Regions from separate parts of the Mus musculus genome. Here all the other regions are linked to region 1. Evidence: chromatin loops called from intact Hi-C (ENCODE). Cell type or tissue: heart. All regions are shown on one strand. Region 1 holds the start of 6430573P05Rik (RIKEN cDNA 6430573P05 gene). Region 2 holds the start of Ppid (peptidylprolyl isomerase D (cyclophilin D)). Region 3 overlaps Gm17359 (predicted gene, 17359). Region 4 overlaps Fnip2 (folliculin interacting protein 2). Region 5 has its middle 7.2 kb from the start of 4921511C10Rik. Region 6 has its middle 22 kb from the start of Gm38542. Region 7 overlaps 4921511C10Rik (RIKEN cDNA 4921511C10 gene).

What was found. Hi-C counts contacts between places; a loop is a spot of excess contacts. Peaks named below come from ENCODE experiments on the same cell type or tissue, not always from the same donor. Only the 100,000 strongest peaks of a DNase experiment are listed, where the experiment ranks them.
Region 2: it touches region 1 in a loop (2.8-fold over the local background); 12 of 42 quality-filtered maps call a loop at or near these places.
Region 3: it touches region 1 in a loop (1.9-fold over the local background); 2 of 42 quality-filtered maps call a loop at or near these places.
Region 4: it touches region 1 in a loop (2.1-fold over the local background); 3 of 42 quality-filtered maps call a loop at or near these places.
Region 5: it touches region 1 in a loop (4-fold over the local background); 4 of 42 quality-filtered maps call a loop at or near these places.
Region 6: it touches region 1 in a loop (4-fold over the local background); 4 of 42 quality-filtered maps call a loop at or near these places.
Region 7: a loop joins it to region 1, with 6 times the contacts of the local background. A loop is called at or near these places in 21 of 42 quality-filtered maps.

What each region holds. Positions count from the first base shown.
Region 1 is chr3:79,284,632-79,288,631 of GRCm38, reverse strand. 6430573P05Rik (RIKEN cDNA 6430573P05 gene) reads right to left here and starts at 1,777. Exons shown (of 2, transcript NR_165170.1): 1 at 823-1,777; 2 at 1-253. It also overlaps a transcript of Rapgef2 not described here. In heart, a CTCF peak has its summit at 1,948; DNase peaks (open chromatin) are centred at 611, 1,311 and 1,861; H3K4me3 peaks cover 3,588 bases; H3K27ac peaks cover 2,243 bases.
Region 2 is chr3:79,589,233-79,593,232 of GRCm38, reverse strand. Ppid (peptidylprolyl isomerase D (cyclophilin D)) reads right to left here and starts at 1,896. Exons shown (of 10, transcript NM_026352.4): 1 at 1,676-1,896. The coding sequence starts at 1,760. In heart, CTCF peaks have their summits at 1,629 and 1,832; a DNase peak (open chromatin) is centred at 1,842; H3K4me3 peaks cover 2,107 bases; H3K27ac peaks cover 1,730 bases.
Region 3 is chr3:79,360,529-79,364,528 of GRCm38, reverse strand. The region is part of intron 1 of Gm17359 (predicted gene, 17359); the gene reads right to left. Among named protein-coding and RNA genes, the nearest start is that of Gm17359, 17 kb to the right of the region's middle. In heart, no CTCF peak of the experiment used is centred here; no DNase peak of the experiment used is centred here.
Region 4 is chr3:79,492,979-79,496,978 of GRCm38, reverse strand. Fnip2 (folliculin interacting protein 2) reads left to right here. Exons shown (of 17, transcript NM_001162999.2): 9 at 3,502-3,703. Among named protein-coding and RNA genes, the nearest start is that of Gm36442, 17 kb to the left of the region's middle. In heart, a CTCF peak has its summit at 1,605 (motif pointing right); no DNase peak of the experiment used is centred here.
Region 5 is chr3:79,203,754-79,207,753 of GRCm38, reverse strand. It overlaps a transcript of Rapgef2 not described here. Among named protein-coding and RNA genes, the nearest start is that of 4921511C10Rik, 7.2 kb to the left of the region's middle. In heart, a CTCF peak has its summit at 2,482; DNase peaks (open chromatin) are centred at 1,573 and 2,463.
Region 6 is chr3:78,955,920-78,959,919 of GRCm38, reverse strand. No RefSeq gene overlaps it. Among named protein-coding and RNA genes, the nearest start is that of Gm38542, 22 kb to the right of the region's middle. In heart, no CTCF peak of the experiment used is centred here; no DNase peak of the experiment used is centred here.
Region 7 is chr3:79,219,665-79,223,664 of GRCm38, reverse strand. The region is part of intron 1 of 4921511C10Rik (RIKEN cDNA 4921511C10 gene); the gene reads right to left. It also overlaps a transcript of Rapgef2 not described here. Among named protein-coding and RNA genes, the nearest start is that of 4921511C10Rik, 8.7 kb to the right of the region's middle. In heart, CTCF peaks have their summits at 1,629 and 1,830 (motif pointing left); DNase peaks (open chromatin) are centred at 1,844 and 3,934.

The DNA of each region.
Region 1 (4,000 bases):
ATGGTGTCTTATTAATTGGGACATTTAAGGCTGTGGATGGGGGATGTTTGGGACAAGAAAAGTGGAACCAGATTTGTACACACACACTCTGAAATGTCGCATAGACTCCAAATGGGGAATGTCGGGTATATGTATTTTGCAGATCATTGGGTTTAAAATTCTCTTTTTCTGTTATTTTGCTTTTGAAGTGGAGGTTTAGCCTGGAGAATTCAAGTTGCTGCTCTAGGACTTCAGATAAAGCAGGAAGCAGTTGCTGTAAAAGCAATAAAACCGGACTTATTAGATATACTTTGTAACTTAGACTCAGTTCTCTAAATTTTGGCCCCCGCAGATCCTTTCTTTTTGGAAGTTATGCAATCCGTTTAGCGCTGTGCTGGCGAATTTAAGGACTTCCTCCCCTACTAGCTGACAGCCTGTCCCAATTGCTTACAATAATAAACTGGATATCGAAAAATATGCTTGAAAAAAAGGTTTTTAAGTTTGAATAACAATTGTCTTTAGTCTCCACACAGACTTCAAACACTGCAATCTTCTTTGAGGCTGACGCTGCACACCTCAAGCCTGGTCAGGAAGGGATGAACTCCCAAGAGCAGGGACATCTTAACACACTAATATGGGCTTTGTACCGGGCAAGTCTGGATTGGAAACTCGCGATCCTGAGAAGGTGCTCTGCCCAGTGGAAGGCAAAGTCCGACCTAGGATTATTCATTCTTGATTATGTCAGAGAACTTGCTGTCTTGGCCTCTAGATTACAACGGGCTGACCTGGTGTTTTCTTGTCCGATGTGATACCAGGTCTGGAGTTGGAAAGCCACATTCCTACCTGACTAACGCAGGAGTCATTTAAGGGTTTAGATGTCAGTGAGCGCGGAAGGTAGGAGAGCAACGTTGTCCTTGCAGTCACTACAAATAAACAGAATCCAAGGATGGTTAATGTTGCCACCGAAGCAAAATCCCAGTCAGCCCTAAGCTTTGGGAAGACCTGCCACTGCAGCCGAGTCCTCACAGGGACCTCTCCCGGGTGGGGTCAGCTTCCAGCCCGGGAAGAGGCGGGAGACGTGCCGCAAGGCCTGGGATGTGGGGTCTAGGCCAGAGAGTCGGGGTGCGGCCGCTCAGCTATGGGATCAACGATCGCAACAGCCCCGGCTGTCCTGGCTCCCACCGCACCTGGCCCCGGCAGAACGCGGCTCTCAGCGAGGGCGCGGCCCCGCCAGGCCAGCGATGGGGCGGGCCGGCGCCACGGGGCGCTCCGCCCCCGATGATGCGGCGGCCTCCGACTGGCCCCCGGCCCGTCACTCACTCCTCACCATGGTTGCAGCACAAAGCAACAAGCCCCGGAGGCCGCTTCCTCCCTGAAGAGTGGCTCCGGCGGCCGCCGAGGCGCAGGAGAAGGAAGAGGCGGGGAAGAGGAGGCGGTCGCCGTTCAGCAGACGCTTGGCGGGGCTGCGCGCTCCGCTCTCGGCCTCGCGCCCGCCGGGGACCCGTGTCTGGCCCGCCGCGCCCGCCCGCCGCACGGACGACGCACAAAGTTGCCTAGAGCGCGGGGGCCGCGCGGGGAGCAGCCGCGCTCAGGCGCCGATGGGGGCGGGCGGCTGGAGCTGCGCGGCCCGCGGGGATGCAGCAGCAGTCGGGAGGCGCGGCCGACAGTAGACGGAGGCGCGGCGCGGCCACGGCGGCCGAGGCCAGCGGGCTCGGTGGCTCCCAGACCTGAGCCGGGCTCACCAGGCTCAGCGCGCGGCCCTCCCTCTCGACCGGCGCGCGAGGACCCGGGACGCGTCAGAGCGAGCGCGGCCGGAGCGGGTAGAGCCAGGGCCCCGCCGGAGAGGCTCCGCCCGCCGTCGCTTGCACCTCCCTAAAAATAACTCGGCCCGCCGGGGCCAGCGCGATCCGCGACCGATCGGGAGCGCTGCCGGGCAGTCGCTGAGTCCGAGTCTACGGACAGCAAGCCGCGAGGAGGAGGAGGGCAGCTCCGGGCTGCACGGACCTTTCGTGCTGTCTGCGCCCCGGCCCCGCGCCTGGGCTGGTTTGCCTCGGGCAGTGGCGCTGGGCCGGGAGGCCGGCGAGTGTGTGGAGCGGACCCGGTGCGCCCCGCAGGGGGAGATGGCGTCCTACGTGGATAATAGCTTCCGCCAAGCGGTGATGAAGAACCCCGCCGAGAGGACCCCCCAGGTGAGACGCGCCGCCACCCGCCGTGGGGTTGGTGTCTGCAGACTGCGCCCTTCCAGTGCCCCGGCACTCCTCTGCTGGGGAAGCATCCCATTTCCCCCATCCAGGACCTTCCCTGCCCCAACTTCCAAGGGCATTCTTTTCAGACTGTTCTGCGATTGCTGCCCTCTCCTCTGCTGTCCTTTTCGTTGCGCTCCCCGTAGCTGACCTTGCCTGCGCCTTTGCGGGACTAGTTGTCTATAGGGTATGCCTTTCTCCGGCCACACTCCTTGGGGTTGAGTCTTGGGGTCAGGTCTCAGCTCCTCTCGGCCGGGTACTCTTGTCACCCTGACTGCAGGCTCAGTTACTCTCTTGCATGTATCCCATCTTTAGAGTTTAGGGGTGTTTAATGAGCTGTAAGCAGGAACTTGCAGGGTTGTGCGATGAACTGACTGGCCTAGGTGGGCCTTGTAAAGTGAAAGCCTGTCTTTAGTTACTACTTTACTTTCTTGAAAGAGGAATGTTGTTATCCATCGAAAGGAAAAAGTTGACAGGCCAGCGCTTTTCATTCCAATTGTAGATGTAAGTGCAGAACAGGCGTATTCGACTCCGTCTTCTTCGCAGGGCAGATTCTTTCGGTTTGCACAATATGGTCAAAATTAGATGAGTGGTTAACGTTTATACAATTGTTTATCCTCAGGTTTTTTTTTTTATTTTTAAACGGAGGGATAGCTGGTGGGTTAGATTTGATTTTTCTTAGATTGGATTAGCGAGGGAGGAGTGTTATAAAAAATGTGGTTTGATTTCCGTTGCTTACTGGCTACATGACGTAGATTCCTAAATGTTGGGATGGCGACTACAGGCGATCCTGCTTGCCAACCCTGCAGGCAAAGAAGATCTACAGATCCTTGGGGCCAGCAAAAACAGCGAGGATCCGATACTTGACAAAAGTTGCTTTGCTTGTCTGGGGATGGGATGCCATCTGTCCAAATCCAAGTGCTGCCCATCTCTGATGATGATTATTTAATGGGCGAGAGACTAGAATAAAAGCGAATCTTCCATTGGCTGCTTTTGGACAAGCCCCAAGAACGGCACCTGGTACTGTTGTTCTTGATGGTTTTCCTTTTGCTTGGTGGAGCTGTCACTTGTGGGATATGAATATAGATTACACTTGCCAAGCCTGGGAGATGGACTGTAATCGCATAAGAACGTTCACTTCACGTCTTCAGAAGTACCTACTCCAAAGGGCAGTTTTTATCAGGCACTGAGCATGCACGCCTTTGATCTGCTCCCTTCTCTGGTGGTGGTATAGCTGCCCTTCATGTGTCTTCATCATCTCTATTTGTTAAAACGGTCACTTATACCCATTTTCTGCTCTTGAAAAGACACTGCCAGTTTATTGTGTAGGCAAAGCAACTTTCACGCGATCTCTCAGTTCTTTTCAAGAACAGAGTTTGAAATGGCCAAGTGAAATTACACATGCAAACCGAACAAGGATAGTCAGTGATGTCCGAGGCCTGGTGTAGAAATGGGGAGGGTGAAATGGGGTGCTAGGTTGATTAGTTAGAATAACAGTGGAACCTACTGTCAGGTAGGGAGGGCTGTGCATGCGTGTGTGTGTGTGTGTGTGTGTGTGTGTGTGTGTGTAGGGGTGGGGAGGTAGAGATGGTGGGTTACCAAATAAGTCTGGAAGAGGCACACCTTCCACTTGGACAGCCTGTGGATTGGCCAAGTAAATAGGCTGTTGTTAGACTACTATGTTCCCCCGCCAGTGGTGTGGAATATAGAAACCAACCTAACAGAGGACTCTTGGCCCAGTGAGAAAGTGGGCGGGTTACTATATACCCAGCTAGCTA
Region 2 (4,000 bases), 300 kb before region 1:
TCTACTGTGTATACAGCACGGTGTATGTTCTCATGCTTTGACAGACACTAGATTGGTGCTGTGTGTGTTGGCTACTGTGAATAACGCTGCAGTGCCTCGGGTATGCATACAAACTTCATCTCCCTTGAAAATAAGCCCAAACACGGAACTGTCAGATCCGTGTCACTGTCATCTCATTGTCATTTTTCTACGATTCCTATTTAGTCTAAGGAAAGCTTCGTAGATCTAAACTTGAAACAACACAAGATTATAACTAATTACAGCATCCAGGCGATTAGCTGCCTAGGAAGCACAACATGGTTTAATGTACAAAGGATTTAAAACCCTAAATCACTTAAATAATATTCAGACTTTTAAATTTTTTTATTCTGGGCTGGAGAGATGGCTCAGTGGTTAAGAGCACTGACTGCTCTTCCGAAGGTCCTGAGTTCAAACCCCAGCAACCACATGGTGGCTCACAACCATCTGAAATGAGATCTGATGTCCTCTTCTGAAGGCATCTGAAGACAGCTACAGTGTACTTAGATATAATCATAAATAAATCCTTAAAAAATATTTTTAAAAAAATTTTATTTTATGTGTGAGGCTGAGGCATGTAGTGTGGAGATCATGGGACAATCGCTGGGATTCAGGGTTGGTGGCAGACACCTTTACCTGCTGACCTATCTCAGGGGCCCTGCACTCAGAATTTCTAATCGCTAAGTAACTAACAGAAGACATAGTCCACTCTGTGTTCTATGGAAACTGCCTTTTGTAACCTCTGAAACAGTTCCCTTCTCAAGAATCCAAGAGACAGTTAACAATAAAATCTGTTACAAAACAAAGTGAATGCATATATACCCGTGTGTGTACCCATCCCAGCAGGTCTGGCCTACAACTCTAACATGCTTCAGAAAAGCCCAATTGAGTTACAAAGCAACACGAGGGCTTATGACAGTGTTTCTCAACCTTCTTAATGCTTCCACCCTTTAATATAGTTCCTCATCATAACTGTAAGTTTGCTACTGTTACGATTAGTAATGAAAATATCTGATATGCAACTCGGTGAAATGGTCGTTTAACAACCCACCCTCCAAGGAGTTTCCTCCACCCACCGGTTAAGCCACTGGCTTAGGGCTTCTTAGCTCTGAATCCTAGGTAACCATACAGACATAGTGCTCAATTCCATGATGCCAAAACAGCACAAACGATCGCCTACTTAAACTGCTACTATAATCAGTAATAAGGAAAAAGCACTAAGCACGAAAGTCACTCTAATTTGAAAATGATCTGGTAGCTCCCAATGTAGTTCGTGTACCAAGAGGCACGTGGCGTGTCTTGAGCCCCCCAGGCACATATCCAGGAAGCATACCGAACTATCCACCACTACTCGTCAAATCATTTCACTTTATAGTAAGTAGTGATGCAAAGGTTGCAGGGAAGTGCGATCAAAAAGAGACAAACGATAGGGACGCCACGATCCCTAAAGTAGAAGTAGAAATTTCCAGAAACTTCCACCGGAAGGGAGAGGGCGCAATCTGGACTCGTGGAGGCCAGGGCTCGCTCCGTCTGGGACCTAGGCTGCTATCCCCCTCCGGATCCCAGGCCCCGAGCCGCCGAACAGCCAGCGGGCCAAGGAGAACCGCAGCAGGGAGGCCCCGGGCGAGGGAACCGCTGAGCCGTTCGCGCCGCTCACCTCGCTCCCCGCCGATGTCCACGTCAAAGAAGACTCGCGGGTTCTTGGAGTTGGAGGGCTTGGCTGCCGGGGATGCGTGGGACATCTTCACTGCGGGCACTGGGCAGCGGGACACGAGCACCTCGTGCGCGAGACCGGAGCAAACTCTACTGCCCCTCTACGTTATAACCTGGCAACGCGCGGAAGAGTTACTTCCTGCGCACCGCCGGAAGCTGTACTCTGGTTTCCGGTGGCGCCTTCACCTTCCGGTTTCTGCGCCTGGCCCCTAATGCTTCTCTTTAGGTGGCTGTAGTGGCCGTCGGTTTCTTTTTAGTGTGTGCGCCGTTCCCTGGTGTTTGCTGCATCGCTGGGTGGAGAATTTGGAAACCATCCTAGCCTCGACTCTGCCACGAAATGCCAGTAACTACAACGAAACTTAGTTTACTCGTCTGTAAAATGGGGATAAAAATGCCTCCTCTGAGCAGACATGGTGGCTAGGCGGCACGACCTGAGTCTGATCCCCAGGATCCGTAAGGTGAAAGGAAAGAATGTTATCACCCAGTTGCCATCTGATCTCCACGAGTATGTCGTAGCATGCACACAGAAGCGCACATACATAAATTAATTGGTGCCTTCTTTTTCTTAATGCCTACCTACCTAGGGAAGGCGTTTTGGAAATTAAAGACATAAATTACTTATCAGAATGCCTGACATAAACATGTGGCTTCTAATAAATAACAGATGTCCAGTTACTATTGCCATGTTATTGTCATTTGGCCGTTAAGTTGTAAGTGACCCAGTCTAAAGCAAAGGCTCCAAATGCGCTGATGTTGAGAATCTAAAAGAGGATTTATTTGACTTCTGTTAAAACTAGATATCCTATAATAGTCTGTCTTTTTTTTTTTTTTCTAATGGGCTTGGTGTAAAATACACAACTTAAAGTTGAATGTGGTTATTCAGTACTGAGGAGGTAGAAGCAGGACGATCTATGTGAGTTCCAGGCCAGCCTGAGCTATGCCAGTAAGAATTTAAAAAGTGGCCATCCAGAGACTGTCCCACCTGAGGATTCATCCCATATACAGTCACCAAATCCTGACACTATTGTAGATGCCAAGAAATGCTTGCTGACAGGAGCCTGATATAGCTGTATATAGAGGCCCTGCCAGAGCCTTACAAATACAGAGGCGGATGCTCACAGTCAACCATTGGACTGAGGGGGTTGGGGGTCCCAATTGAGGAGTTAAGGAAAGAATTGAAGGAGCTGAAGGGGTTTGCAACCCCATAGGAAGAACAACAATATCAACCAACAGAGTTCTCAGGCACTAAGCCACCAACCAAGGAGTACACATAGCTCCGGCTACATGTATAGCAGAGAATGCCCTTGTCAGGCAACAATGGGAGGAGAGGTTCTTGATCCTATGAAGGCTGGATAGATGCCCCAATGTAGGGGAATTGAGGGTGGGAGTGAGTGGTGGGTGGAGGAACACCCTCATAGAAGCAGGGGGAGGGGGTGGGATAGGGAGTTTCTGGGAGTGAGAAGCCAGGAAAGGGGATAACATTTTGAAGTGTACATAAAGAAAATATGCAATTTTTAAAAAAGAATAAGAAAGTACATTTAGGACGAGTAGCTTTGGCATAGGCCTGTTATGCCAGTAGTTGATTCCATGCCAGGAGAATCCAAAGTTCAAGTTAGCCTGGGCTAAGTAAAGAGGCACTCACTCCAAAAAGACAAAAAAGGAGGTAAAACATTGTTAAGACTGGCCAGGTGGCACTTATGAGGTAGAAACAGGAAGATGGATAGTCCCAGGTTAGTCAGTACTACAGAACGAGACCTTACCTTTAAAAAATAAATAAATAAACCAGCCCAGGAAAAAAATTAACCAGCCCAAGTTGGTACCCAGCACCTATAATCTCCGCACTAGAGGCAAGAGTATCAGGAGCTAAACACCCAAACAAGCTCGCTCTTCTGTAAGTTGCCTTGTTCATGGTATTTAATCACAGCAACAGGAAAGTAATTAGTTCAGATCAGCAAAGCAGTTGGAATCTTCTATCCTGGTCATGTCCGGGCAGCAAACTGGTCATTTATATTTTGTCTTGCACATGACAATGATAAAGTTAATTAAAATGTGTGCTCAGGGGTCTGAGAAGATGTCTCACTCAATATGCAGGCGGATCCCTGGCACCCACTCAAAGGCTGGGTGGGGTGGGCACACAGTGGTCCCAGTGCTAAGGAAGATGATTCCTGGAGCAAATTGGCCAGTCGATGTGCTCGAAGTTAAAGGAGAGACCCTATCTCAAAAAATAAGATGGAGACCTGCCATACTCAATATCAAACTCTGCCCTCTA
Region 3 (4,000 bases), 76 kb before region 1:
GCCTCCAATTTTGACAGATCCTAAAATGCATCTTCTCTCTCCGTCTCTGTCTCTGTCTCTGTCTCTGTCTCTCTCTTTCTCACACACACACACACACACACACACACACACACACACACACACACACACACACACACACACACACTTTTGATTAACTGGCTCTTAGGGTAAGATGGACAAGATTATAGGCTAATAAGCTAAAACCATAGGCTGCAAGAGTCAAATGAATCCTTTCTATACCAACCGATAGGGAGTTAATACCTGTTGGTCTTCTTTTTATTACATCTGTTCACTCATATGTGTGCATGCCTGTGCAAGGAGTTCAGAGGACAGCATGTGGAGGTAGGTTCTCTCCTTCCATCACCTGCATTCCTGGGAGGGAATTCAAGTCCTCAGGCTTGATTACAAGTGCCTTTGTCCTCTGTGATGCTTCCCGAGGCCAACATCTGTATTTTGACTTCCAATAAAGTTTACAATTTTATTTAAGAGATTATACTGAGAAAACAATAAATCCTCAACCATGGTGCATTGCTATTGTACTTCCTGCAACTGAGTACTTCCCCCAAATTATCTTATTTTGGAAAGTGTTACCCCAAATAAATGATCTAACCACCTTGCTGACTTGACATCTCCTTCAATATCAATAGTCTTGAAAATGTTGGCAGTCTATCCCTGACAGATGATCTGTGGGATATGTTTTACTAAAAGGCAATAACCGTGGTCAATGAAGCCCTTTTGACACTTTTAGTAGGTGTTGGGAAAGGATCTACCTGTTTTGAGATAATTGCCAGAAACCGGGGCTAGCAAGACAAGGAGGCATTTTGTTCCTTATCTCTCACTGTGAATGAAACTGACTGGGATTACAGGCAGCACACTGGGTTCTGTGTATGCTGGTTCTCCCCCCATCCTGACCCCTGGAAGAAAAGAAGGACGGGAAATGAACCCAGAGTGGCAAGCAAGATGCTGCCTGTAAGAAGATGTCTCACCTTGAACACCTAAAGATATCCGACTAGAAGATGGTAGGATTTCTATCAACCAAGATTCTAAAACCTGCCTTTCTCTCCTAAGATATTTTAATGGAGCCTGTTTTCCTTTAGTCTTCTTAGGATCATATGGTAAGGAATGGGTTTGTGGCGTCCTTAACAGCATCACAAATCACCTATCTTCAGGCCTGATAATCAGGTGCTTACCTGAGTCACTAGTAATAGGTGTCAGATGACAGACAGGCCAACATGTATACAGAGCTCAGCATGTGCTAGCGTGCTTAGCTCATGCTAAGCTCATTGCAGATAATAACAGGTGCTTTGAGGCATGACATCCTGTCCAAGGTCACATGGTAGGTGTACAGTGTCCTGGGACTGTGAGTTCCCAGTACTCTAATCTGTGTGGACCCTGAGAGGAGAACAGAGGCACCACTGGAAGCCTGACCACATCTGGGCTTGTAGGCCCACAGGAATCAAAGTCACATAGAGGATGTAAAATCATTTACTTAGATGATCTTAGGGGTTTTTCCTCCTGCTTTCCTTTGCCCTTTAAAAATACTTAGGAAGGCCAAGCATGGAGGTGTACAGCTTAAATCACAGCGTTTGGTAGGCTGAGTCAGGAGGATCTCTACCAGTTCCAGGACAGCCAGATAACTTAGCCAATTGTCTCAAAACAAACAAAAGTGCTTGGGACTTCAGATTTTAAAAGAGAAAGTGCACTTGGTTGGCTGTTAAGATAAGAGGAGAGGCTGGAACATCAGCTGTGTTGGGAGAGTGCCTGTCCAACGTATACACAACTCCACATACAGTTAAGGCAAGGTAGAGCGTGCCTGTACCGCAAGCACTCAGGAGGCCCAGCAAGGATGATCACAAGTTCAAGGTGACTCTCAGCTAAACAGTGAGTTCAAGGCTCTACACAAGACTCTGTCTCAAAAAAATAAAAGAAAAAAGAAAAAACCAAAACAAACTAGGTTTGTTTGTTTGTTTGTGTGTCTTCACCTCAACATCTTCCTCTCCCAGATAATTCTTTTCTCTAGGGGAAAATTTTAGTGCCTGGGTTCATATTAAATAAGTATTATTATCTCAAAACTGTACATTGATAAGAACATTGTATTTAGGAAGGTTAGGAGGAAAAGCTCAAATTAATATCTGATTTTTAGTCGTCACTTCTTCAGTAGAAACTTTGTGTTTCTTCATATTTGCTAACACACTGTCCAGCACATAATGTCAGCCAAGGAATGCTTTATTCATTTAAACTAATCACACAATTAGTGTGTTTCTCCATGATTGGACAGTGTTTTTGGTTTGGGTTTTTGTTCTGTTTTTGTTTTTGTTTTTGTTTTTTTTTTTGTTTGTTTTTTGTTTGTTTTTTCCAAGACAGGGTTGCTCTGTGTAGCCCTAGCTGTCCTGGAACTCACTCTGTAGACCAGGTTGGTCTCAAACTCAGAAATCTGCCTGCCTCTGCCTCTGCCTCCCAAGTGCTGGGATTAAAGGTGTATACCACCACTGCCCAGCTTGGACCATGTTCTTATAAAGTTTACAAGGTGAGGAGGAATAAAGAGATGGTTCAGTGGTTACAACATGTGCTGTTCTTGCAGAAGATCTAAGTTTGACCCCAGCACCCACGTGGCAGCTGTAACAACCATCTGCAACTCTGGCTCCAGGCACTCAAAAGGACTCCTCTAACCTCCATGGGTACCAAGTATGCACACAGTACGCAGCCATACATGCAAGCAAAACACTCACACACAAAAAATAAATAAATCTTAAAAACAATAAACAAAAAACCTACAAAACACCCATTTGAGAAAATTAAGATAATTTGGCTTGTATAATAAAGGGATTTATTTGTTCTTTAAAGACAAAAGCAAACAAGCTTGTCCTAGACATCCTCTCCCAAGGGTTGGGTCAATGCTTCTCAGCTCCATGGCAACGAATCAGATCAATGATGGTTAGGTCAACAATTTAAGGTGTAGTGATTAATTTAGAAATGCAGGCACCCCAAGGTAAGGTCTTTTGGTGTGGTGCCTAGGTTTTTTTTTTTAAAACTAATAATGTGTCTTACAAAAAGAAAAGCGTTCAAAGAAAAATATTAAATATATAAGCTCACTGCTCTTGGTCTTTCAGTACCATGTCCTCCGGGGTAAAAAAATTCAGCAGGTGTCATTAGAAAAGCCAGAAGTTTACTTCAAATGGCTTCTTGTATCCCATCAGAAAATAATTTCCAACTAAGTTGTTAATATTTTGTCTCCTCCTCCTCGGCCTCCTGCTTTTCCTCCTCCTTCTGTTTCTGGGTTGGATCTCAGATTATTGATCGTGCTAGGCAAGTGTCCTACCTCTGAGCTACAGCCCCAGCCTTGTAAGTCTCTATTTTTATTTTATTTAGTTGTCCCTGGTCAGAGATTTATGGTAAGAAGTTGAACACTGTTCACAGATTCCAGCAACAACACAAACGAATCAAGGCAAATTACACACTACGCCAACAGGATGAGTGCAGTATAAAATAAATTAAATATCAACAAATAGAATGCAGCTTCACCAATCTGGCATCTCGGCTCATTATTGTGTATGCACTTTCGCTGTGAATCCCGTTTCGGAAATCTGAGCTCTTTCCTTCGTGGACTGAAGTCGTGAGACTTAAGCCAAATGTGTGTGTAGCAGGAGAGCTGTCTCGTTCTTTCCTCAAACAGGAAACCACCGGCAATTCTGTGTGAAGTCATGTTCTATTTTTAAAATAATTGGATTTGAGACATAACTATTAGTGTGACAGTTTCACAGGGCAAAAGAGATGAATAAGTAGGGCTGAAACTCAGGCTAATGGAGCAATACTCTTGACAATTGCACATACACTTGGGGTCTCCTCTACCCCTTCCTCTTTCACCCATCACACTGGCTTCTGCCCTTCTCCTAGAGGCTTCTGGTGCTTATTTGCTTCTAACAAAAGTCATATGTAATGGCCACCCTTTCACAAAGCGGGAGTGCTGCAGTATTCCTGGCTTCCATACACAGGTTTTCTC
Region 4 (4,000 bases), 210 kb before region 1:
AGAGCATGGAGTGCAGGCACACTCTGCCTCTCACGGCTGAGTACAGGCACACACTCTGCCTCTCATGGCTGAGTACAGGCACACACACTGCCTCTCACGGCTGAGTGCTGGAGTGCACACACACTGCCTCTCACGGCTGAGTACAGGCACACACACTGCCTCTCACGGCTGAGTGCTGGTGTGCACACACACTGCCTCTCACGGCTGAGTGCTAGAGTGCACGTACACATTACCACTGGAACAGAGCCTGGCATCAAAAGCTTCTGGCTTTGAAAGGAAGTCCACAGTAATTAAAAACACCCTTCCTATCCTATATGGTGGTATACACCTTCAACTCTTAACACTCAGGGAGCAGAGACAGATGTATTTGAGGACAGCCTGGTATATGTAGCAAGTTTCAAGCAGCCAGGGCTATGGGATGAGACCGTATCTGAAAAAAGAAAGCTAATTTTAATATAAATAAGTAGAATATTCTTCTTAAAGAGAGTTAGTAGTTAAGGATGATGTAAATCTAAAGGCTGGCTCCTTTCTGACTTCATCGTGCTAGGTGGCAAGCTTGGGTTATTTGGACACCTGTTTGTATCCTGCAGCTAGCAATAGCTCTGATACCTGTGGGGGCTGAGGAGCCTCGGGCATTTCATCCCTTAGGGAGAAACACCCGAATCCCAAAGGAGCCAGACATGGAGACATGCCCCTTGCAAGCCTTCTAGTTATTAAATTGAACAAAGTTGCCAGTGGGACATTCTTAGGCTCATCATACTATCTGTTTCATAGGTTCAGTGTAAGTTCAAATCTGACCTCAACAGTAATTGTGCTTGGCAGCTCTGATATATCGATTATAGTTTATTCATATGTGCTAAAATGATGATAGTTATAAATTTGAGTGATTATGATTTTGAGGTACTTACATATAAGAGTATATTCTTAAGTGTAACAAAACACAGCTTCATTTACTTATTTCTTTGTTGACATAGGGTCTAACTCTGTACTCCACACTCTCATGTGATAGAGTATGGAATTCCATGCCTCCTCTGTGTGATGGGAAAGGCTTAAGTGAGTAGCCATGGTGTGAGTGTGTGTGTGTGTGTGTGTGCACGCGCGCACGCATGCATGTGCGCTCATGTTTTAAAACCCACTAACTGGTCTGAGTGCTTCCGGATCTTCCCTGTAGTGCATCGCAGAGCATCCAGTAGCATGAGCTGGAGCTGATGGGTCAGTCAGGATGAGCATCTGGTCACTGTTGATTTCCAAGAGCCTGCATCCTGGGTTATAACTCTACAATCGTTGCCAGAGAGCTTTCTGTCCCCAAGCAAGCGCTGTTTCAGTTTGTGTACTCCAAAACAGCTTGTGCAGCACACATGGACCTGGAGAGAGGATGAAAAAGTATCTGGCTATACAGTTGGTTCTCTGAAACATTCCCAAGCATTCTCTGTTGTGGAATAATACTTAAAAGATAATCAGGACACTGGTTTGTTTCACTGTGGAGAGCTGATCCAGGACTACACACTAAAGTCCAGTGGCTTTAGATGCTCGAAGAGATGTGTGATGGAGACAGTGAGATGTGGCCTCGGTTCAGCCAGGGAAGCTTTACAGCATTCAGCAGGTGGCACTCTCTGCCGTGCTAAAGCTCATAGCTGTGGTGACGTAGTTTAGAGGGAGAGAAGGAGGTGAATGACAGCCCAGCGATGGCCACAGTTTGCGCATGAAAGTCCAAGTGGCTTGAGGAGGATGCGAGTGCTTTGCTTTTGAGAAAGGTGAGAAATAGAACATTCAGCAAAGAGGCAAGTTTTACATGATCACACTGTTAAGCTGTCCTTGGACTTGAGTTCAAACCTATATCCTCAGCCTGTCTGCCTCAGCCTCTTGAGTTGGTGGGATTGCAGATGTGCACCACCACACTTGGCTAGAATCTCTATTTGTGTAACAGAAATAAACTGGTGCATAGGAACAAGCTTTTAATACAGGGACTTTATAACAAGAGTAGGAGCCTTTTCAAATAGCAGGTCACTTTCTGTGTGAAAATCTGTGACAGTCTGCATGATTCTCCAAGCTTTTTCTGTCACTAGGATGGGCAGATCTCTCAGAGAAAAGAGTTGGTGGTTTATTAGGATATTTGGTGTGTTTCCACACCTGCAGATCAGGAGTGACCTTATGGCCTACACCCTCATCCCAGATCTTGAGGGATGATAGAGAGAGCAGAAACAGACACCTCAGAGCCTTCTTTTTAACATTGCTTTCCTAACCGTGCAGCTTTGGCCGTATGTTAGTAAATGTTAGTGCGTGTGTTAGTAAAATCCCATATAGTTCAAAACTTACAAGAGACTGCAGACTGTGAATAGAGCCCTAAAAATGGTATAGTTGGTGACAAAGAAAATGTGCCACGTGCTGCTGTGTGACAGGCTAGTTATACTAATTTGCAGTATACTCTGGCCTTTACTTTGGTGTAGAACAAAACAATTTTTTTTTTCTTATTTTCCCTCTTGCTGTTAGTAGATATTGTGGTAGCTCTCGTGACTCTTCATAGCATTTAAATAAGAGTCATGGTTAAAGCGTAATTGTATTATTCCTAAGACGGGTATTAAGAAGCTATTGGCTCTGTAATTCTTTTATTACAGAAGCAGAGCCTTTTGACCATATTAGAAGAGAGTTGAGCCTTTCTGCTTAGCGGATTTTCCAGAGTGCTCAGTCAGTTAATCACATGGCCTCTTTGGAGCATTTAGAGGAGTTACTTCATCTATTGGTATTAATAGCCTTGGGGATGGTGCCAGTGAGTGTCGAAGCATGAATATTCCACAGGACCCGTCTTCTGAGTCTCTCATCTGTTCTTACCTATCATTAAAAAACAAGGACCCGAGTTTCCGTGGTTCGTTTGTTTTATATTCTAGGGCACACATGTGCCAGAGAGCACCGTGAGCATGAGAGGACAACTTTCAGGAGTCAGTTCTTGCCTTCTGTCTTGTTGAGGCAAGGTTTCTCTTGTTTCTCCTGTGTCGTATTCTAGGCTAGCAGGCCTGCGAGTGTCCCACCACCAATTCTTCTGTCCCTGCCTGTCACTCGCAGTGGGGATGCTTCGATCATGGCTCTGTGCTGCCACATGAGCCTTTTCAGTGGATCTCAGAGATGGAGCTCAGGTGACTGGGCATGTGCAACACAGCAAAGACTTTTACCCCACGAGTGCCTCTCTAGCTAGACCCTGTGTTCTCCCACTCCTCAGTGCAATCAGAAGGGTGAGAGTCACACGTTTAAGCTGCCACTGGCTTCCGTCTGAGCTGCTTTGGATGGTAAGATGGTGGGTGGTGTGTAAGACGTGTAATGTTGGTAAGTGCATATCCTCTTGGTTTTCCTGATAAAGGAGTAAGAGAATGAGTTGGAGGTAGATGGCTGGCCGGCTGAATTCTCGGTATTCTGCACAAGCATTCTGAGTGTCACCCCACGACAAGACAGCTTACCTTCAGCGACTCAGTGATACATGGCCGCTTTTCAAACCTAATTTTCCTCCAGGTCAACTGATGAGACATTTAGCTTGGCCGAAGAAACGTGTAGCTCTAATCCAGCTATGGTTAGAAGGAAGAAGATCGCCATCAGCATCATCTTTTCCCTGTGTGAGAGAGAGGCCGCCCAGCGGGATTTCCAGGACTTCTTTTTCTCCCACTTCCCCCTGTTTGAATCTCACATGAACAGGCTGAAGGGTGCAATCGAAAAGGTAAGGGCCCCGGGCTCCATTCCAGGCAAACACTTAAATAAGGAAATGGAAGGTGATATGATTGTGACCTACTTAGTGGCCAATAGGGGAGAGATTTGCAGTTTAAAGTGACACGTTATGTGGAGATGGCCTGCGTAAGGCGGTCAAAGAGTGTCCTGTATGATGACCCTAGGATTTTTAAGGCTAGAGACCAGGGTGCTGTAGGGAAGGAAGTTACTGGTTTTGATGAGGAAGAATGTCATTACCATCAATATTTTAAATGTATTATAGCATCGTTGTTCATTAGTGAGTCAGCAG
Region 5 (4,000 bases), 81 kb after region 1:
TACATAAAATAAAATCTTAAAAGAATAAATATTGAAGACTTTCAGACTTTACATTTATGAGCAGGAGATGACTAGCCATATTCCTTGCTATGTTTGTGTGCAATGGCTTTAATAATTTCGCCAGGCACATATTTCTTTTGATCCAGCACTATACTACATTCTCTTCCTCTATAGAATGGAAACAATAGTGTTATTTCTCCAGAGTAAGATATACATGGTCCTTCTATCGGCAACTCTACTCAGGGTGCATGCATCTGTCTACTGAGGTAATGGGCACCCCTTCTCAGGACTCTTGCATTCCTCCTGAGAGAGTGTGCACCCCTACTGAGGGCAGAGGCACCCCTTCCGAGGACATGTGCCCTTCTGAGGGCTCTTGCTTCCCTTCAGAGGGTGTTTACACCTCTAAAGAAGGCACAGGAGTGTTAGCAGCTGGTATCATTCTTATTATCAGCATTGCTTTGATAATTTATGTTGTGTTTTGGTCCTTCAAGGTTTTAGTTGCTTTAAGGTTTTGTTTTCCTTATGACAGTGATGCCATAACTCTTATTGTGTCACAGTTTTCATATAAGTCAACAATGTACCACTGGTCCCCATTTACATTATGTTGAAATTAGAGCTAGAGCTGTAGTTCCAATAAAATAGTGTTTTGTTTTGTTTTGTTTTTCCTCCAAAAATTGGAGGCCTTTGAGGGCTGAGCTGTAGTTGCAGACATGGTTGCTAAGGCCTTAGCCCCTGCATTGGGGAGGCCGAGATTGGGAAGGAGCAAGAACAAAGCTAGCCTGGGTTACAGAATGACACCCTCCCTGCAAACAAATAAGTTACACAAAGTAGTTGAACATTTACACACAGAAACCACTTTCAGGTTGGTCCTTTCAACTGCCTTGTTCCGATAACATGCTGATTATTTTACTGTCTGGGGAAACCTGGGGTGAACACTGTAAATTCCTAGGCTGAGCGACCTGTCGGCTGCTGTGATAAATACCCTCATGAAAGGCAGCGCAGGGAAGAAAGAGTTTATCTTAGCTCACAGTTCCAGGTTATAGTCCATCCTAGTGGGGAGGTCACAGTGCCAGGAACTTGTTGTTAACTATTGACATAGCTTCAGTCAAGAGCAGGGAGAAGTTAACGGGCTGCTCTTATTTGCTCATGCATGGTTCCATTTCTCCATTCCTGTATAGTTCAAAACTCGCTGCCTAGGCACTGGTGCCGCCCACAGTGGGCTGTGTCTTCCCACATAAGAACGCTGCCTACAGATACCCACAGGCCAACCACATGTAGCAAATTCCTCACTGAGAGTGTCTTCTGGGTTTTATCAAGATGACAGTGAAAGCCAGCTATCGAAGTACCTTAGTTTAGAATTGTCTGTAACATTTTAATCTGAGGGTTGGGAAGGTGAGTCAGCAGGTAGAGCACTGACCATGTAAGTGTGAAGGCCTGAGTTCAAATTAAGAACACCTGTAAGACTGGACACTTTAGTGTACACCTCTGTAGTTCCTGCACTCGTACTTCCAGATGGAGGTGGAGACAGGAAAGGCCCCAGCGGCTGATGGGCCAGCTGGCCTGCTATGCACAGGCAAAACAACAAAGAAACCCTGTTCCATACAAGGCAGAAGGCAGGGCCAAACACCAGAACTTGTGCTGTGTGGCCTATGTGTATGCTGCATTTGCATGCATGAATGTGCACACACATGCTTGTGTATCATACACGCAAGGTAAAAAAAAAAAAAAAAAAATTTAACTAGAAACGAGGTACACATTAAAAACCCTTATAAGAAAATAGTGAAAAATCACAGCATACCATCAAGTAAGTGGAGGGCCATCAACTAGGAATTTGCTGAGACATTCTTAGACTAGGCTGTCTCACAGTGCAGCACTATGACTGAAGTTTGGGTTTTTTGTTTGTTTGTTTGTTTTTTTTTGACTGAGTTCTTAATGCCATTCTACTCTAGCTTTTCCTAATTGGCTGGCTAGCCTCACCATTTGAATTTATGGGACAGTTATCAAGAAGTCAGCCACTGGAGAAAATGTACACACACATCACACACACACACACACACACACACGCACACACACACACACACATGTTTAGATCCTCAGTGTGTGCATCTGTGCCTCCGTGATTTTTTTCCACGTGCAGATCTGACTAAGTGCTTAGATTTCTAAGTTTTCATAGCACTTTAAGGGCTTAGCTCTGTATTTCAGGAGAGGAAATTGTTCCTCTGTGAAACAGCTGCTGTGGGGCCTCTTCAGTCTTGCTAACGCCTTTTCATTTAAATCTGTAAATGTGCAGTTTGGAGAGGCTCAGCCGAGTGCAGTCTGTTTACTTGCTTGCTTGGCTTTCTGGTTTTAGGGCAGGTACTGCTGCATTGCTGTTGTTCTCTTTCTGCTTGCTCTTCCTGATGTGGCCTGAGGCTTTACCTCCTTCTCTCCAGTGTCTGCCCATCTGTGTCTACAGCCTCGGTCTCTCTCCTGCCCCCAGCAGGAAGACAGCTCCTTCCCCATGCAGAGTGACTCCCAATCTCTGATGCCTCTTTCCTGCCTCTGCTTACAGACTGTAAGCTGTCTGAGCTCTCCCATCATGGAGAGACTTCTCCTTTGGCCTCTTCTCCACCTCCAATAATTGCATATACCTAGTTTCTCTTTTCTGCAAGTGGCCAAGCCTTTAGTTTACATTGTAGTCTTTGTAAATCACAGCGTATACTTCATCTACCATTTTATATTGAGTTACTTTGTCTCTCTTGGAAAAAGACGTGCTCTCCTTTCCTTCTTCACCTAGAGATGTATAACTGCTACTTTGAGACATCCTCTTTGTCAAAGTTTTAAGACTTTTAACACATGCTTATGTGTAGACAAACAAAGTGCCCAAAGTAAGATTTTATTTGAAAAAGTAATCATGGTACGTTCAACAAATTAGCTTTAGTATAGGTGAGACTGTTCACCTGCAAGCTGGCATGTTTATTGTAGGCATCTTTGCCTTCAGTTTTCTATGAAACTGCCAAGTGAATGAAGACCCTGATGTAATGCTCATGAGTGATGCATTCAGATCCAGTTTGCACAGACAGCTGGGGCTTTGGGTTAGGTGTGTGCAGGTTACCTCTGAAAGACCTCTGAGAGCTGAGTTACTCCGGGGGAAGAGGTTTCCTGAGAGGGTGGAATTACAGTGCGTAAGTCACGGCCCCACAGCAGCGTCCAAGTCAGTGTCCGGGTTTGACTACTTGTTTAAATGTGATTGTTCCTCAAGCCCTTGGCCGCGTCCCTCTGCAGAGTGTAGCTGCTTCATTGATTTGATTGATTGTAATACATATGCAGTTTACATCAGAGCTGTTGAGAAAATGTCCTCAGACTTAACTTCATGACTCCTAGTGCAGTGCTCCAGTTCATTTTCAGGTGACTTCCGTTGGCATGATGACAGCATGAAGAACCCGTGGAATGTCTGGCTGGCTTTGTTAGTTCAGTATTTTATATTGTTTACTCTGCTGTTTAAATGAATTTTCACTGGGTGTCCGCTTTGTCCCCTGTATTTTCAATAGAAGACTGAAAATCGTAGTGTTTTGACCAGTCTTTTTAGTTCTTTCTGGTGTCGATTTCAAGCCTGTCATTTAGTACCTTTCATTGGAGAATCAGGATTTGGAGAAGAGTGAGCACTGCCGTGGTGGGTCTGTTCCTTTGGTTAGTTAGATCCACTCACTCACTCACTCACTCACTCACTCACTCACTCACTTTTGAGACATTCTGTAATCTGCACAGTTCTGGAACTCCAGGCTGACCTCAGACCTGCAGTGGTCCTCCTGCCTCTGCCTTCTGAATGCTGGAAACACGGGTGTGTCACTCCCCGCATTTGCTTCAGCTTTTAAAAGGTGAAGTAATTTCCATACAGTTTAGCACTTTGGGAAAACAGGAATTACCTTCTACCTTTTAAATGTTATTTTTATATCATGGGCATTAACATTTACATCTATTTTATTATATTGAACTATATTATTTTATAATAAAATACTGC
Region 6 (4,000 bases), 330 kb after region 1:
GCTAGAAACCTGGGGAACACTGATCATCTTACAGGCAGCTCAACAGGCTGGGGAGTGTCTCTTTTAGGCAGATAAACTGATCTGAGCCTCTTTCCAGGCAGCTCAGGTTCTCCGAGAGTGTCTCTCAACAATCCTTACTGCTTATGAGAGACCTGCCAGTGAATCTGTTCAGTTTCAGGAACTTCCTGGAAGTCTTTACCTTATTTACTTCTTGGATCAAGAAGCTTATCTGCAGGACAGAATGTTTCTCTCCCTTGAAAGCATCTCATATCTTAAGAAGCTTTCCTCCAAGATGTAGGGTTTTTTCCTCAGAGGACACTGCTATACAACATTGGTTAAGAAAATATAATTTTGTTTTTAGTGGGCTCAAGTGTAAACTAGAGTTTCATTTGCTACCATCTCTTTAATTCACACTGCATTGGCAAAACCAGTATGTATTTATTGGTCTGTTAATGTTGGCATTAGTCATGCTTGCTGGTTGTACTCTTCAGATGGCTAGGATAAAGATAAGTAATAATTTTGCTTTTCTGTAATAATGGTTTCTGTAACAATGCGGTCTTACTTGAGGCTTGACTTTATGATCTATTATGATGCAGAATATATGAGCTCTCAGACTTCCAGTCCCTTGTTGTAAAAAACAGCATCCCAGAGTACAGATGTGAGTTAAGTGTCTGTAGAATGTGTTTACTTTTATGTCTTTGGCTATGTGTGTGTTTGTACATCTCTGTGCTTGCTTGTATTAATGGGTATTGTTTGTTTCTTGCACACAGATACATATAAATATATGTTAGTTGTGTAGAATTGTTGTGTAAGTGATGTAGATTTGGCATGCATGTGCATGGTGTTTCTCTGTGATGTCAGGTTTGAAAATCCATGGTTGCTGGCTAAGCACTTTGCACAGAAAGGTAAAGACTACCCTCTAGTGTTCAACAGGAGACATTGCCCTGCCTCAGCAATGTCTGAATTGCCTTAAATAAAGTTGACTCCAGGGATGCTGGGTTGTTCCCCCCATCTACAAGACCATGTGTCCAGGCCTGTTCTTGAGATGCACAAGAGGACATTGGTTTCTGGAGTTTAGTATTTGTGAAACAGCGAAGGCTCAATGAACAGGAAGCTGTTTGATGGTGTGGAGTACAAGTAATGATAACAAAACAAACAAACAAACAAACAACAAACACCACTCCCCCCCAACCCAAACAAACAAACCTCTCATACATTCTGGGACTGATGCAGGGTCACTTAGGAGCTGAAGGGACAGGGAGAGGGCGAGTCACACTAAGTTTCTATGAGACAAGTCAGGGGCAAGGTTGTAGAAACATTTTTTTTCTGCAGTATATAAACTAATCCCTGGTCTTTACAGTTGCATTTCCCTGTGTCCAAGAAGGAGGCTCTGTAGTGTATGATTGTCTTATGGCCCTGCCTGGGCAGGGCTGGGGTTCATTGCTTCTTGAGCATATGGGAGCTGATAATGTCAGGAACTGAGCCCAACTAATTATGTACTCTGTAATGTGATTCTCTAAATACAAGATGGGTGCCACTTATCCATTTACAAGATGAGAAAACTGAGTCCCAAAAAGCTGCATAACCCACCCAAGTTCACAAATTTGAGACATTTGAAGGTCAAAACAGCTTCCTTATTCACTACTAGCAATTTCAGAGTAAAGACATGCAAGCAAGGGCAGGGAGCTTGCTTGTAATTTATCACAGTGGAACAAAAGTACCAGGGCCTTAAGAAAACATGTCAAAGTCTTAGTAAGTGTGTAAAACCCAACCTTTTCAATAAGTGATTGCCTTAGGGTTTTAGTGCTATGAACAGACACCATGTTCAAGGCAACTCTTATAAGGACAACATTTAATTGGGGCTGGCTTACAGGTTCAGAGATTCAGTCCATTATTATCAGGGCTGGAGTATGGCAGTGTCCAGGCAGGCTTGACACAGGTGGATCAGAGAGTTCTACGTCTTGTTACAAAGGCAAACAGGAGAAGACTGGCTTTAGGAAGCTGGGATGAGGGTCTTAAAGCCCACACCCACAGGGTCACACCTACTCCAATGAGGTCACACCTCCAAATAGTGCCACTCCCTGGGCCAAGCATATACAAACCATGACAGTGATGTTGAGAAAATAGTTACAGATCCACACATAAAGATGAACCTTTATTTTATATCACATATAAAAATTAAGTTGTAATGAGTCAGAGACAAAAATTTGAAACTATAAAACAGTTAGGAAAAAGCCATGGGGATAAAGCCTTTGCCATTGGCTTTGAGTTCTGCTCACCACAGTACAACCAATATGCTCATTCCTTGATGCTGGTTTTAGCAGTGACTTCCAGAACATGACAGGGGAATTATGAATGATTATGGAAGAAGATGTAAGGTAAATTGGGCTTAAAATTGAAAATGTATGCACACCAGAAAATATTATAAACAGAGTATCAAGGTAATCATGGGTGGAAGACAGGATTTGCAAACAGAATTCTTATCGGCATTGAGAACTAGGAATATATAAAGACCTCCCCCAGCTCAGCAACAAGCCCTAAACAGCCTTATAGGAACTAAGAAAAGGGACAAAGTGAAGATGCCCACTGTCCCCCTTCTCAAAACAGTACTAAAAGTTCTAGGTAGACCAATTAGGAAAGAGATGAAAGGTAAAAAGGAAAGGAGGAAGTTAAGTTGTTTAATGAGGGCACAATCTTATGTGTAGAAGTCCCCATGAAAAAACTGGAAAACATAAATTACCTAACCCAGGAAATTTGTAGGGTACAAAAATCAGTGGAATTTTTATTCATTGATAATAAGCTGAGAAGGAAAGAAAAATATCTCCGTTAATAATAGCAAAATAAACAAGTAAATAAATTAGTGAAATGTTTAGGGATAAAGTTAGTCAGAACTTTGTGTCCGAGGTCATAAGGCACCAATGAGAAAATAAGAGAGTTATTCTATGTCCACAGCTTTAAAGGACGGATATTGCCTACCCAGAGTGATCTACAAATTCAACACAATCTATTAAAATCCCAACATCGTCTCCTAGACATAAGAAAAACAATACCAAAACTTGTATGGAGTCCCAAAAGGGCCAGAGTTGTTTTGTTTTTGAACAAAAAGAACAAAGCTGGCGATTTCATGCTCATTGGTTTCAAAATATGAAGTCTGTGTAATGAAGACTGAGTGCTGCCGTCATACAGACAGACACATAGATCAGTGCCACCCTCCGAGGACCTTTGAAGTAGTTAGATGGAATGAGTCTCTTCAGTAAGGGCGGGATTGGGAAACTGGGGAACTGTATGTAGAAGGATGAAGTAGGATCTTTATGCTGCTAACAAAAATTAACTCAGAATAATTAAAATATCAATATAGATTTGAAACCACAAAAACTAGAAGACAGGCTGTCTGTAGGACATTTGAAAATCAGTGACAATGTGGAAGAACGCTGTCCATTGTGGGTGGTGCTACCTCTGGGCTGGTGGTCCTGGGTGTTATAAAAAAACTCAGGCTGAGCAAACCATAGGAGCAATCCAGTGGGCGGCATTTCCCATTTCTCTGCATCAGCTCCTGACTCCAGATTCCTGCCCAGATATTCCTGGATGATGAATTACAAGCTGTAAGGTAAAATAAACCCTTTCCTCCCAAGTTGCTTTTGGTCATGGTGTTTTCCAATAGAAACCGTAACTAAGATAGAGTGGAACTGTGCCATTGATCTAGGCAGTGTAGAGCCGACCATTGTATTGTATCAAGCTGGAAAGCTCATATAGTAAATAAGTCATAAGGTGAAGAGACAAGGAGTGTGAGAAGATAGTTGTAAGCTATACATCTCATAAGTGATTAGTATTCAAAATGTCTAAAGAATCCAAACTGCAAGAAAATAATTTAATTAAAAGTTGGAAAGGGATAGGAATAGAGAGTTCTTGAAAAAAAAAGATACAAGAAACATCAATCAGGTTCATAAAAAAGCACTTAATGCCATGTGTATATTAGGAATATGTACGTAAAAGCCACAAT
Region 7 (4,000 bases), 65 kb after region 1:
GAGGGCCGTTGATCAAACCTCTGGGGTTAGATGACGGACTGTGAGAAACCTCAGGCATCCTATGGATGAGGTGTGGACACGGTTCTCTTGGGAGAGGTGGCAATTCAGTGGCCCCTTTAGCCCACCTGATCCCAGACAGGTCTTCCACAGGTAACCAGAGCCAGACCAGATTGGCAGTGTAGCCAGCTAAGTGTTTTAACTGCTGGATGGAAGTTGGCGTTTGGTTAATTGTTAAACAGTAAAGATTGACCGGGACTCACTGGAGTGAGTGTGTGCGTGTGTGTATCTGTGTGTACATAGCTGATTGACCTTTTCGGAGGTTGTGCTTATTCAGATGTTTAAATGTCAACTGAAAATATCATTGTTCATCAACCGGTGAGAACTTAGTGACAGAGAGCACAGTTGAATGCAGATAGATTTTCAATTCTGTTAATTTATTCTCATAACATTAAAATTCCAATTTACGAGCTGAGACATTAAACACTATAAAATGAAGGTATCGGATGTGAAGTTTGCTTTCTCCCTAAGAGGTTGGGGAAGCTGTTGGCTGCTGGTGTTTAAGACACTGTGCTGAAGGTAAGCACAGACTCTTACAAGCAGTGATTGATTTGAACACGTCATTTGTCCACGGGATGAATTTCTGGTAAAATGTACATTTTCTTCTGAAGAGAAATTCTAATCTTCAGAAGTGAAAACAACTTGCTTACACGATTTTCCCTACGTGAACAATGCACAGTTTGTAAACAAAACTTCCTGTGGCTTCCTTTAGTCACCTCACTTAGCGCTTGCATTTCCTTCAGCAAGCCTTGGAGAGGGAGACTTCCCTGAGTCTCATTGTCTCTGCCTCCTCTGGATGGACACCTGACTGGTCTCAGGTCCCTAACACCAAGTTCAAGTGGAATGGAACAAGGGTGAATTTTCGCAATCCTGAAGTCCAGTTTGTATTTCCCGCGTTAAGGAGGCAGTCATTACTGTAAGATTACTTTAAAAACACCGTGTTATTATTGTCTGAGTGGGTGCATGTTGGGGAGAGAACATGTGGACACCTTGTGGAGTGTGGGGTCTCCAGCCATCTCTAGGGAGGTCTTGGGAGTTGAACTCAGGTAGTCAGGCATGAATAGAGCACACAGTCACTCTGACCCATCTTGATAGCCCTGTATGCTTTCAATACCCCTGTTTAAAAAGAAAATGCATAGGTTGCTTTTTTTCTGTGGAAAATATCCAAGGAATTTTTAACCACAGAGCAACCTGAACATTGCTCTTCACCCACGTGTCATAAAAATCCGAGGTTTGAGATAAGCCTTGGGATACACCTGGGCCTCAGGGTAGGTGACTTCAGCTAGGTGTCCCGGTTACCACGCCTCCTCACCTTCCACGTGGACTTAATGAAATCACCACCCCAGAGGATTGCTTTTCTTTTGGGTGTTAATTAGTAACTTTGAAAAAACAGTATTTTGCTTTCACGTGGTTTAAATAGATATTTAAAATAGATACTTAAGCTATTTGTTAAAGACCTGGTGGTCTGGATTCCTAACTTTTAAGTGTGCTGTCCTGAAACCCCTCTGTGGTGTAGTGACCTCGGCTTTTGTTCTAACTGCTCTGGGCTGTATCAGCCCCTGCAGGTGGAGAGGCTGGTTAAAATCCCTTTTATCACCCAGCAGGGGTGCTGGGAATCAGATGGGGGGGTATTAAAGTGTCCCCCAGCAGAGGCACGACAAAAACCATTGTTCTCTTCATGATCCTCAAAGACCTGAATTTGTGACCAGATATATATATATATTTACTTTTTTGAGTCCCAAGAAAGGGCTGTTGATCCATTCTGCCACCTTGTGGCCATTTTGAGGATTGTCTGAGCCCATTAAGAGGCCTTTCCCAAAGCTCTCTGATGATACTGAAGGCCGGTTTCTCCTGTCTTCTCCCCACCCTTCTCAAGAGTGCTGGAGAAAGCACATGGTACCCCAGCAGAGACGACACCCTCTTCTTTCTCTGTACCCCCCCCCCTCCACACACACACTCCCACCGCCTGCTCACTGTTCACTTGGGAGAAGTGTGTTTTACAGACTTTATCAGGTTCCTCCCTGGTCATGGCGAGGAAAGGAAAAGGTGAAGAGATTGTTGGTGCTTTCCCTGAATGGGGAATGCGGTGTGGGGCGGGGCAGCTTGCAAGCCAGAGGCTTGACTGATGCCCCTAGAAGGTGCAAACACGCCCTGCCTGGGGTAGGTACCCTCACCCTTCCTAGCAATGGAGAAGTTTCTGGACTCTTCCTGTATGACTTCAGTGTGCTCTGTGGATCTCTCAGACATGATGTATGCAGTATTGCACTAGCTTCTGTGGGGTGTGTTTTGGGAAATAATGCTAGCAAGGGTGTTTAAAGAGCGGCTGCTGCTCTGTGAACTGAATGATGCAGGGCCATACAGTTTCTTAGTGGTGCCTTAAAACTGTGTTATTCCTAGTAGAGAGGTTTAGAAGAAACCATATACCACCCTGGATTTCAGTTATCATCTTCAGATGAAAAAGTATCCGAGAATGGTGGTAGACTGCATCTTCAGAGGAGAGTTTCAGCGTCTGCAGTGCAGCTTGAGACTTGCATTTTAAACATCTAAAAGACTAACATGTAAATGTGTGTGTGTGTGTGTGTGTGTGTGTAAGTCTGTGGGTTCAAGTATAGTTAATGGCTTTCGTGCAGGGTTCTAAGAAGGATATGTGCGTCTGTATGTGGATGCCAGAGCTGGGACCCCTGAATGCTCAGCAGCAGAAGGAAATTCCGTTTTTTATGTTATATGACACTCTTGGGTTGCCAGAGGGAAGCTTGCAGTATGCTGTTTAGCTTTGCCAGCCTTAAATATGTTCCTAGTTGGTCTATATTGGAGGAAAAATTAGGTGGCTGCCTTGAAAAAAAATCAAGAATTTCTTTCTTCTTTTCCTCTTTCCAACCAAGCCATTTGGAGCTATAGTGATTACAGATGATAAACTGTACATGGGTCACATTTCACTTTAAAGCTGATAATAAAAATCTGGATTTAAGGGTTAGTGAATTTAGCTCAGTGGTAGAGTACATACTCAGTTACAGGGACACCAAAATTATATAACAATAACAATGGTAGTTAAAAGCCTGAATTTAAAAAGCAGAAAACTCGAAGTCAGGTGTAGTGGTGCACACTTTAATACCAGGACACTCAGGAGGCAGAGGCAGGTGGATCCCTACGACTTCAAGGCCAGCCTGGTCTACAGAATGAGTTCTAGGACAGGTAGGACTACATAGTGAGATCCTGTCTCCAACAAAAACCAACAAAACAGAAAAAAAAAGCAAAAAACTGTTTGGGCCCTTTAATAAGCTTTGTAAATATTTCATTTGACCATTAGGGGTTATATAGATGCTTGCAGATGAAACGAATATGTTGTAAAAACTCTGAGTATGTAAATGTTTCTGGAGCACGTTAGCTCTGCTGGCAGAGGTGTAGTCGTTCTGATTTCCTAGATAAACTTACCTTTTTGGGGGGCATGGTATGTGCCCTGTGTTGCTACGAAATGCCCTGTGCATTTATTACTTTGTGACTTAGTCAGGGTTTCTATTCCTGCACAAACATCATGACCAAGAAGCAAGTTGGGGAGGAAAGGGTTTATTCAGTTTACATTTCCACACTGCTGTTTATCACCAAGGAAGTTAGGACTGGAACTCAAGCAGGTCAGGAAGCAGGAGCTGATGCAGAGGCCATGGAGGGATGTTCTTTTCTGGCTTGCTTCTCCTGGTTTGCTCAGCCTGCTCTCTTCTAGAACCAAGACTACCAGCCCAGAGATGGTCCCACCCACAAGCAGACCGCCCCCCTTGATCACTAATTGAGAAAATGCCTTACAGTTGGATCTCATGGAGGCATTTCCTCAACTGAAGCTCCTTTCTCTGTGATAACTCCGGCTGTGTCAAGTTGACACAAAACTAGCCAGTACACTTCACAAATATGTTCTCAGTCACATCCCAGGGTCACGTACAGTGGGGGAAGG